Linked DNA regions of Homo sapiens: region 2 is linked to region 1. Evidence: read pairs that join two places in POLR2A ChIA-PET (ENCODE). Cell type or tissue: MCF 10A. All regions are shown on one strand. Each heading gives the region's core, and the rest is flanking DNA. Links, peaks and the distances in the headings are about the cores only. Region 1 overlaps SLC27A2 (solute carrier family 27 member 2). Region 2 overlaps GABPB1 (GA binding protein transcription factor subunit beta 1).

The links. ChIA-PET counts read pairs that join two places held together with the same protein. Peaks named below come from ENCODE experiments on the same cell type or tissue, not always from the same donor. Only the 100,000 strongest peaks of a DNase experiment are listed, where the experiment ranks them.
Region 2: POLR2A ChIA-PET joins it to region 1 with 8 read pairs; 6 of 35 experiments call an interaction of 5 or more read pairs at or near these places.

Annotation. Positions count from the first base shown.
Region 1 is chr15:50,189,705-50,195,209 of GRCh38, reverse strand. All of the region lies in intron 1 of SLC27A2 (solute carrier family 27 member 2), which reads right to left. Among named protein-coding and RNA genes, the nearest start is that of SLC27A2, 10 kb to the right of the region's middle. In MCF 10A, for the core only: no CTCF peak of the experiment used is centred there; DNase peaks (open chromatin) are centred at 1,789 and 2,089.
Region 2 is chr15:50,275,941-50,281,199 of GRCh38, reverse strand. It overlaps GABPB1 (GA binding protein transcription factor subunit beta 1), which reads left to right. Exons shown (of 9, transcript NM_016654.5): 9 at 2,416-5,259. The coding sequence ends at 2,568. Among named protein-coding and RNA genes, the nearest start is that of HDC, 13 kb to the right of the region's middle. In MCF 10A, for the core only: no CTCF peak of the experiment used is centred there; no DNase peak of the experiment used is centred there.

The sequences.
Region 1 (5,505 bases), core at 184-5,183:
CAGGCATCAGCTACAGCACCTGGCCCACCACTGTCAATTTTTTAAAAGCTGTTTCTTCTGGCAATTACCTTTCCATCACCAAAAAATATGCATTTCCTGCTAGTTCTTGGCCTATCAATTTTGATCCCTACTTCCATTTCACCCTGTTCATTTCTGACAGTTATTATCTTCCCTTTACATTGTCTAGGGTAATAGCATTTATATTTATTCTGATACCATTATTCTGTCTTCCCAGCTTTATGGATTTGCTCTAGAAGCTGAAAACCAATAATCAGAATCAACATAAATGTGACTATGAAAATATTCACCACGGAGCCAAGTAAAGTACTATAATTGTACTTACTTTCTTGAACAGTTCTTTTTTTTTCTTTTGCCCCAAGAATCTTTATTCCCCTCCTTTACATTTTTTAAAAAATTTTGTCTGGTTGCTCTCTAATCCTTCAGCACTCCAGAAAGGTTACCATAAATATGACTGTTGTAGAAACGGGAGTGGTAGCATCCACTCCTGTGCCACTGCCTTGGCTCATGTCCTCATTATTTCCTACCTAGATTATTGCTATAGCCTCCTGACCAATGTCCTGCCCTTGAGTCTCTTCCTGCTTCTAATTTATCAGCTTCACTCTCATCCAATTTCTTGTTGCCACCCTGTTTAAGATCCTTCAGGGCTGTTCATTCCTTGTGATAGAATCCACTCTCCTTATTCGGGAGGACCGGAGGTGCCTCCCGGTCCCACTCCTGCGTGCTTTCTGTGTCATCTCCTACTCTCTACCTCTTGCCCTCTTTCCTCTAACCACATTGATCTATGGAAAATCCCTGAAGGTACCTGTATGCTCACGTCTCATTACTTTTGCCCAGGTTGTTTCATGGTCTCTCACCCCCTGGTCACCTGGAAAACTCCTGCTTATCCTTCAAGACTCAGTGTAGGTAGCACTTCTTTTCTGTTATCTTCCCTCCCTCTGCAAAGTTAGCTGCTCCCTTCTACAGCTCCCATAGGAGCCCGTATTTACAATTATCAGGGCGCTTATACACAGTATGATAGGGTTCAATTTTTTAATTTTTCTTTAGAGACAGGGTCCTGCTCTGTCTCCCAGGCTGGAGTGCAGTGGCGTGATCATGGCTTACTGCAGCGTCAACCTCCTGGGCTCAAGTGATTTTCCCATTTCAGCCTCTCAAGTAACTGGGACTACAGGAGTACCATGCCCAGCTAACTTTTTGTAGAGATGATGTCCCGCTACGTTGCCCAGGCTGATCTGAAACTTGTGAGCTCAAGTGATCCTCCCACCTCAGCCTTTCAAAATGCTGGGATTACAGGTGTGAGCCACCATGCCTGGTGGATGTGGTTTAATTCATTTTCTCCTCTATTAGACAGGGAGATCTTTGAAATTAAGATAATAATCAAATCATCTTTGTACCCCCAGAACTACTAGATAAGTGCTCAATAAATGTTTATAATTGAAAAAATTTTGCACAAAATATGATATTAGTGTGGAAGACACAGAGGAATAAGGTAAAGCTGCTTAAAGGATTCAGATCTGGCAGTTGATAAACCTTTAATGAAACATAATGTAAGATGAAATAATTTCTGAGATACAAGTATGCCTTGCTTACAAGTAAGGGCCCACAGAGGCAAATTTTAAAACAACAACTCCTACTGCTAAAGAATTGTGAAATCTCCTTTCTTTCCTCCTGTCATGAGACTCAGGGTCCATAGTCAAACAATCCGTTCATAAGTTACCTGGATCCATTCTCATTCCCTCCCTCCCAACATTTATTCAACATCTATTTAAAGAGTGTTCCCTGTGTGCCAGGCAGGTCTCTACATGCTGGATATGACAGTGAGCAAAACGCTCTCCCTGTTTTCATAGAGCCCAGGTCTAATAGAGGAGAAACAAACAAACAAAAATCAAAATAAATTGCCACAGGTGTCACAACAGGGGAAGGAGAAGGTATTTGGGGAGCAGGTGGTGGGGGGCAGAAAGACGACCTAGAAGAAGTGCCCTGTAAACTGAGACCTGAAAGATGAGCAGACGGTGGAGATGAAGATCAGCTGGGACTGACTAAGCCTGAGTCTGGGCAGTGGAACGGCTTATGCAAAGGCCCAGAGCCAACGCAGCCTGGGGCCTGAGTAACTAAAAGAGGTTAAAGCTGACTGGAATGTAGAGTTGGAGGGGAATAAGGTTGGGAGAAGAGGTAGGGAGACCAGCTGTTAGATGATGCTTGTCTACACTGTGTAGGCAGCAGTGTGGGTAGAGAGAAGTGAATGTACTTAAGAGATATCTGGTAGGTAGAGTAGATAGGACTTAGCAACAGTCTTTTTTTTTTCTTATTTTTCACCTCCAAGTAATCATCTTAATGAGGGGAAAATGGTAGGTCAAAAGGGACTTTAAGTTTTTCTGTACTTCTTCTTCTTTTTTTTTTTTTTAAGAAAAATGTACTTACAGCTAGCCTGGGCAACATGGCAAAACACCTCTACAAAAAAATACACACACAAAGAAATATTAGCCGGATGTGGTGGCGCACACCTGTAGTCCCAGCTACTCTGGAGGCTGAGGTGGGAGGATCACCTGAGCCTGGGAGGTCAAGGCTGCAGTGAGCCATGATTATGCCACTGCACTCCAGCCTGGGCAACAGAGTGGGACCCTGTCTCAAAAAAAAAATTTAAAAAAAAAGAAAAATGTACTCAGGTATTAGCATGAAAAATTAATAATAAAAGGAAATGTAATTAAGCTGGTGTCATGCTTGATCACAGTCCAAGCAACTTCACCTCATGTGTACTTCATTCATGTTCCCAGCTGGCCCTCTGCAGGCATGTAGTTTGTGATTCCTGACCTTTTATGCAAGTCATCTAATCTGAAGGGAGGGCCATTGCCCCTGCCCTACACCATCTCCTTCCATCTCCTCTAGGCTGTTGGTGTAGATTTGTTATTTGGGCAGACTTGAGTTTCCAGCGGCTTGCCAACCATATCTGGACACACTATGGAAGCCTTTCTTCCCTTAAAGATGTAGAAAGAAAAAAGAAATTTGAAAGGAAATTCTGGATGTGAATCTACCTGTCAACTATCTAGTTGATATTTAATGTCTTTTATTTTCTTGAGTCTTTTGTAGATATGTTTGGGCCTACATATTTTCTTTTTTCTTTTTTTTTTTTTTGAGATGGAGTCTCACTCTGTCATCCAGGCTGGAGTGCAATGGCGTGATCTCAACTCACTGCAATCTCTGCCTCCTGGGTTCAAGCGGCTCTCCTGCCTCAGCCTCCCGAGTAGCTGGGATTACAGGCGGCTGTCACCATGCCCGGCTAATGTTTGTATTTTTAGTAGAGATGGGGTTTCACCAATTTGGCCAGGCTGGTCTTGAACTCCCAACCTCAAGTGATCCGCCCACCTTGGCCTCCCAAAGTGTTGGGATTACAGGCATGAGCCACTGCCTGGTTGGCCTACATATTTTCTAATGCAAGCATAAAATATCTATCTACCTTTTATAATTTTTATTGTAAAGTCTGCTCATCTATCAATCAGAACATGTAAGCTCCTATAATTCTATTTGTCAAGGTTGGGTTCTCTGAGACTCCGAGATGTGCATGCAGGAGTGCTCTTGGGAATGGGACCTGTGAGGCTGCAAGGGAAGCAGACTGGATAGAGGGAGACATTGAACTGTAATGCAGTCACAACAGAAGTCTCCCTCAGCAGATCCTCTAATCCTAAGGGGACTCTGGACCTGGGATGCCCTTCAGAGTTACCTCCTAAATTAAGGGAGGTAGGCTGTGCCTTCACACCTGCCCATTGACCAGTCCAATGGACTCAGGCTGGGGTGGTGGTGCTTAACCTTGGGCAAAGTGTCTCTCTTCAACCAAGGAGAAGTCCTGGGAGAGGTCTCAGCTGAGAGCTCCCAGCAGCTGAAGAGTGAGTCCGTCAGTCCTAAAGCAGGGATCTGGGTGGCACATCAGAGCATGCACCCACCTCTCTCTTTACTAATAACAAACATTTAAAATTTTCATTTGCATAGAACTGTTGGTATAGTTTTACATACATCACTTCACATAATTTTCATAACAACTCTGTGATATAGATACCAGTAATCTTATTTCTACAAATGAGAAGAGGCTCACCAAGTCAGTGTATGGAGGGTCACATGCAAAATGAAAAGAATCATTCTGGGCTTCTGAGGTTCCCACCTCCTTGTATGAGCCATTCAGATTAAGTTCTAGCAAAGTGCCTTATTTCTTGGAAGAGGCTGGCTGCTTGGCCTTCTGCTCAGTGCTTGTTCAATCATGTGGATCTGCATTTAATGAGTAACATGGATGATCTTTTCTTGAAGAGCAAAACCTCAAGCTTTATTAAAAGTTTGAGTATGAGAAACAGTGGTCACAGAAAGTTGCCTGAAGGGTGTAGAGCAGCTCCATCAGTCGGTTCTTCATCAGTCTAGTTTTAAGTTGTAGACTGAAATAAACCCACAGAGAAAGAGCACACACTTGGGTGTTGAAAAATCAAGTGATTACAACACTACTCCCCCATCCCCTTTAAAGTCTGTTCAAAGAAAATTTTAAAAAATTAAGGTAGCATATTAAGTCTGCCCCTGCCTTTTTTTTTTTTTTTAAGGAAAAAGGAAGAATTTTCTGAATAAACAAGTCCATTGCTAGAAGGCAGAGAGATTGGGTAGGTGGTGAGCTGAATCAATCTTCATTACTAAGGTGTCAGGTGCTCAGGCTAAACCTGCAGCTTTCCAATAGGAAAACATTCAGTCTAGTAGCTTGTTCTGCTACTAGACTGCCTCAGTGAATGAGTAACTGACTGGATTAAACAAAACACCCCAGAAATATTTACCAAGAAGGTAAGGTCCAAAAGGAAGGTAGTGAAAGGAAATGTACTCTGATCATGAAATGGTTGGTTGATGAGCAAGTCAAGCTTGAAGATTTATCTCTTTTCTTCATTCAGAAAAGCAACTGAAATGCAAACTGGTGCTATTAATAACATAGTCCTTGAAGACAACCTAAAAATAGTTCCTAAAATGCCATTTGTAACTGTAATTTTGCATCTCAATCATTGGCAGTTTGGAATGACAGTATTTTGTACAGCAAGATGATGCACATTATAATACTATATATAGAGAGAGAGACATGCATGTGCTCCTCCTTCTTCCCCACACAAATCACCCGGAGGTCATAAAAATGTTTAAGTTCCACCAGGAGTAAGCAAAAATTTAACAAGGAAATACATACTCATTTTACATTTAGGTAATTAAGTAGTAATCTCCTTGATGTTAATTTTTATTTCTCCAAGTTAAAGTTCTTGCTTATATGAACTCTTGCTTTCTAAATAGCCCTGGAATCAAAGGTAATTCCTTATCATGAGTTACCAGGTCACATAAGGCCTTACATAATTGTTAGCATTTGATATCTGTAAGCAACCATGTCATCTTTCTACCAATGATCTACTTCCCTTTTCTCAGAGGCTGTGGGAAGGTCCTTTTCAAATACTAGCACCTATTATATAGAATAATCTGAACTCT
Region 2 (5,259 bases), core at 1-5,000, 86 kb before region 1:
TACTTTCAATCTTAAAGATTAAATGTATTCAGCATGCAGTGCTAATGATCTTTGTCTTCTAGGTTTTATAGAATTAGCCAAAAAATGCTGTGAAAATGAGTTTTTTATTTCACCTGGTAGGCAGAAGGAAACTATCTTTTCATTTTTATCAAGATAAATTGTACTTCTTGAAGTTAAAATATGCAGTATGGAAAATAGGATTAGGTTCTTTTCACTGTTAGACTACCTCACTCGGTTTGCTTTCATCTTCTGCAATAATTGTGAATCCTTTCCTGACTCTAAATGTTAATAAATAGGTAATACTAGAAGATGCTTTAGAGTTAACCTCTTCCAATATTTCCTGCTAAATCAAGGTAAATTTATACCCATATTCAAAACTTTGGCTACCAAAGGATTGCTCTTATTTTTCACATAATGTAAGTTTTTGTTTGTTTTCTCTTTTTTCTTTTTTTTTTCTTTTGAGACAAGGTCTTGCTCTGTCACCCAGGCTGGAGTGCGGTGGAGTTGCTCACTGCAGCCTCAACCTCCTGGGCTCAAGTGATCCTCCTGCCTCAGCTTCCCAAGTAGCTGGGACTACAGGCGCATACCACCATGCCCATCTAAGTTTTGTATTTTTTGTAGGGGTTTTGCCATGTTGCCCAGGCTTGTCTCAAATTCCTGGGCTTAAGTGATCTGCCTGCCTTGGCCTCTCAAAGTGCTGGCATTAAGGTGTGAGTCACTGTGCCCAGCCACACGTAAAATTTTAAAACACGTGCATGGCTGTGGACACTCCTGCCAGAGCTGTGGTCTAGCTCCTGGGAAGTAACATCCAACCTTCCACCCCTCACCCCTTCCATTGGTGTCCTTAAAGTCCTGCACAGTTTGTAGCCAGGGTACTGGCATTGATTGCTTACCTTGGACTCATCCTAGGTTGTCTTTTCTGACTTGTTCCTATCTTGGCTGGATTTAGGATAAGAGGAGGGGAGAAGAAGTGTTGGGAGGCAGCAGGATAGGGCCTGGGCATTGCTTAAACTGGGAGTAAGGGACATTCCTTTCTTCTACTTGTACATTTTGTGTAATTGGAAGATTTGGAGATCTTTTGTCTCCAAATGAATCACTCCCACATCTGGTGGGCCCATGAGAAAAAGAAATGTTGGATCTAGCTTCATTCCCATTGTGGGGAAGGAAGTGGAATCACAGAAAGGCAGGAGGATTATACATGCTCCTGCTTGTGGACCAACCATATGAATAGAGAAGGTGAGGAATCCTTTGGTGTTCACAATGGGCAGGAGTCAAGGAGGCAGAGGATATACATAATAGGATATATAGAAAGAGAATCTCATACTGTGCCTCCCCAGTGGTCGGCCAACCACTTACCTTTAGTTCTCTCTGGCCAAGTGTCTTGTCCACTGTGGACCTATCATTCTTGTGATAGTCCGACCCCTGGCCTTCACCCCACTCAGAGGTCCTGGGCATCTGTGATGAGGTTGCCTCATTCCTAAGACCTGGAAACTACCCTTGAGCTTTGGTCTGTGGAGGTTGAGCTTTTGTCCTTGTGCTCACTTAGAGGTGTGGGAATGGGTTCGTTGAAATGTTTCTCCTTGTTTTTCCTGCAATAACTGAATGGGGCAGAGTGAGGAGGAAGAGGAGAAACAATACCGTTTTCATTGGATTGGATTTGTGTTTCAGCTCTCAATTTGTTGAGGAATTTAATGCATATATTTTATACCTATATAATTTAATCATTGATAATTTAGTATTTTATTGGTTTATGAAATAGTATAATTTAGGAAATACTGATCTTGATCAGCACTCTTCATTTTAAAGGTGAATTATCTTGCTTGCTATTGTAAATGAAAATAGTTTTAAAAGCAGTAATGTTAGAACCCTATAAATCCAACTTCTTACTATGTGACCTTGGGAGAGCTACATCATCCCTGAGCATCATTTTTCTCATCTTTAACTTGTGCATAATATCTGTCTTAGATGCTTATTGTTGGAAATCACCCTGTTTACTCATATAGTGGGTGCTCAGTAAAATTGTTTTATAATTATTACCTTTTGGTAAGAGCACCACAAATGGAAATATAAAGAGGTATGGTTGTATATTTCCCTCTTAAAAACTCTTCACTAGTTTTTGTAGTACATATAAAAGTACAGGTGCCCAGTTTGGAGTCTTTCTGTTAGTCTTATTTCTAAATAGGAAAATAATTTCCTTGCAGTCAGAAATTAATCCATATCTCATAATGTGGAGCACAAAATTAGGGACTTAAATGTTAGTGAATTGATTGAAAAGGCAAGATGTCTAGGAAATTTCAATAGGTGGCTGCTTTTAGCTACTACGGTTTTTTTTTTTAATTTGAAGGATGCATGCTTATATGTATTAATAATGTATTTTTGCAAAAATTAAAAAAAAAACCCTCTTCTTTTAATTAGGAGAGAGAAGCTCTTCAGAAACAGCTGGATGAAGCAAATCGAGAAGCACAAAAATATCGACAGCAGCTCCTAAAGAAAGAACAGGAAGCAGAGGCCTACAGACAGAAGTTGGAAGCTATGACTCGTCTTCAGACTAATAAAGAAGCTGTTTAATTGAAATGAACATGTAGTTTGATTTTACTTTTGGTCAAGAAAGAATACAATCTTGAACTGTACACAACAAAGGTACAGCCATGGGAATACAGAATGATAGAAGAGACTACAGATGGATAATTGGACTTAAGCCATGAGCTCTGAGTTCTTGTAACATAAAACTTTACTTTAGAAGTTGTGAAATGTATTTAAAACTGAATTCTGTAAATAGTTTTTTTTTTTTTACAGTTCCAAATGAGTTGATAAAGATTGTTGAAGAGATCCAAAACCAGAATAAGCCACTGTTTTTGTGAATTCTTTTTGATTTTAGTACAAACCTTAATTTCTCAGAAACGGAACAGTTTTAAGGGTGATCGTTGTTGGTTAGGCCAAATGTTGTGTAATAATTATGGTGGACTGATGCTGGAATTACTCCTGTAGGTATAAACCTCTGTATGAAGAGAAGATTTCTCCCAGGAAATCTTTGTACAGCTTTAAGTTGTGTCAGATTCTCTGAAAACATTTTTTAGAAAGCAAAATTTTTATATTTGTTCAATTTCAGCTATACCCAAGTAGATTTACATGTATATGAAGCAAATATTTTTAAAAATTTCTGTTTGTACATATTCTGCATGTTTTATAATTTCAAAATGCATCACTTACATAGGTATTTCTCCCACAGAAATGATGAAAGTGACCAGAAAAAAACAAAAACAAAACCCCTTTACTCTGTAGGTCATTGAAACGAAGTAAGCTGGCAGCTGGTTTTATTGGAATGACAGTGTTCTCGGAAGGAGCAGCCTACAAGATAACTTGAATTTGCCAATTCTGCAAAATCTGTGCTTTTTTGAAAATTTAAGAGTGGGGACGTGAAACTGTATTCTGTGCCTTCCATCATGATTTCCACATGAAAGCACTTTAAGGCACTGATTTTAAGATAATGTTTTTGGAAAACCCAATGCATATGGGTTTCTGAAATATTTTATGGACTTATTTCTCCCCAGGAAATGATTCTTACGGAAAAAAATTGCTTTTGTATGTAGAACAGGAACTTTTTGTATTACAGTGATGCAATAGACATGTCTAATGTAACTTCTACTTTTCCTTTTGAAAGCTCAGTGTCTGTGCTATGACTTGCTCTCATCACAATATTGTTGAATTCCACAATGTATGGACATTAAACACTGGCAGACTGTTCACTTTTTCTTTTTTTTTTTTGGTAAAATATTACTTCAAACCCCTTTTTCTTGCTTTATTTTTCAGTGTTTTATTGCTTTATGAACTGTTTAACCCTGAAATCCCTCTAGGTTATCTATACTGTATAAAAAAGCAATTACCCTTAAAACTGTACTCTGGCCTACTTTTCTATTTTGCAATTAAATATCTTTTTCACATATGTTCATTGTAGACTTATGTTTTTATCACATCTTATTAACACATTAAAAATGTTATCCTACTGCATATTTGAGCCACCATATGAAAATATTTTATACTCTCCACAACATGACTTTAAAATTCCTGAGGTAACTCTTGAGAATTTGTTAACTCTTTCACTGGAATTACCAGTATATTTGTTAATGTAATAAAGGGGTCTATGGTCTGTCAGCCTGATGGTTACTATTGGAAGCACTTAAAAAAGAGTTTAGGGCAAATTGAAGAACTCTGTAAGGAAGAGGAAAAAGATCTTTTTCAATTTTCCACTAAATTTGACATATTTTAAGTGATCCAAAAACTAGTTTTTAAAAATGCCAGGCCATATTTTCAATAGCATGAAGTGACTTTTTCTGCAGTCCTGAAAAGTCAATAGAGAATGTTGTTTCTGGTTACTTCGGTACATTAATTTGTCATGTTAGGCAGGGTGCTGGTACCACAGCCAGGTACCCTGACATGTGGTGCTGGAGCAGAGAAGGGCCAGTGTCTTCACCCCAGAGGGCAATCACTGTAGAGTTTTGCTTTCAGACCAGGCTGGCCCTGAAAAGACTCAAGACAGTGTTGGGAACAAGTTTGTGAAAGCTAACTTAATGTCGTCTTTGACTTCCAGTCTCCTCTCCTGCTGGAGACTTTACCTGGTGCAAGAAATAATTTTGATTCCTAATAACAACAGCTGGCATAGATGGGAGAAAATAATTGGTGCTTAAAAGGAGTAAGTCTATGATAGCATCAGGTACTCAGGTATCTGTGGAGGAAGCTCACCTTTTTCAGAGTCATTGTTACATAACATAATTTCTCAATCATTTACATCTGATTTACTGTTCTGTAAAATCACTACTTAGACAAGAATTTGTAATTAAAACTTAAAATGGGTGTCTTCTTCCCTTCACTTATTTCATGCTGTTTTCAGGTGGGCTGTAAAAGCTTTGCATTCTAGTCATTCTCAATAGTGCTCTGAACAGAGGATTTAAAGAACTGACAAAAATAAAAGTATATGAAATAAAAGTTTTCAGAAATCCACATAATTGTTTCCACTACATAGTGATGGATTTGTAGTTAGCAGTCATCTGGTTGCCACATCACTGGTTAATTGTTTCCACATATGTGTGAACAAACACCTGGAGCAACCTTTCTCAACCAGGGTTCTGCAAGACAAGCCATTTAGTGTTATGGTGTAATGAATTATTTTCTTTCCTGTGCACCTAGAATCGTTCTTGTTACGTACTATCCAGACACTGAGTTCGTTAGGCATCTTGACTGCCCAATTACTTTATTCAGATT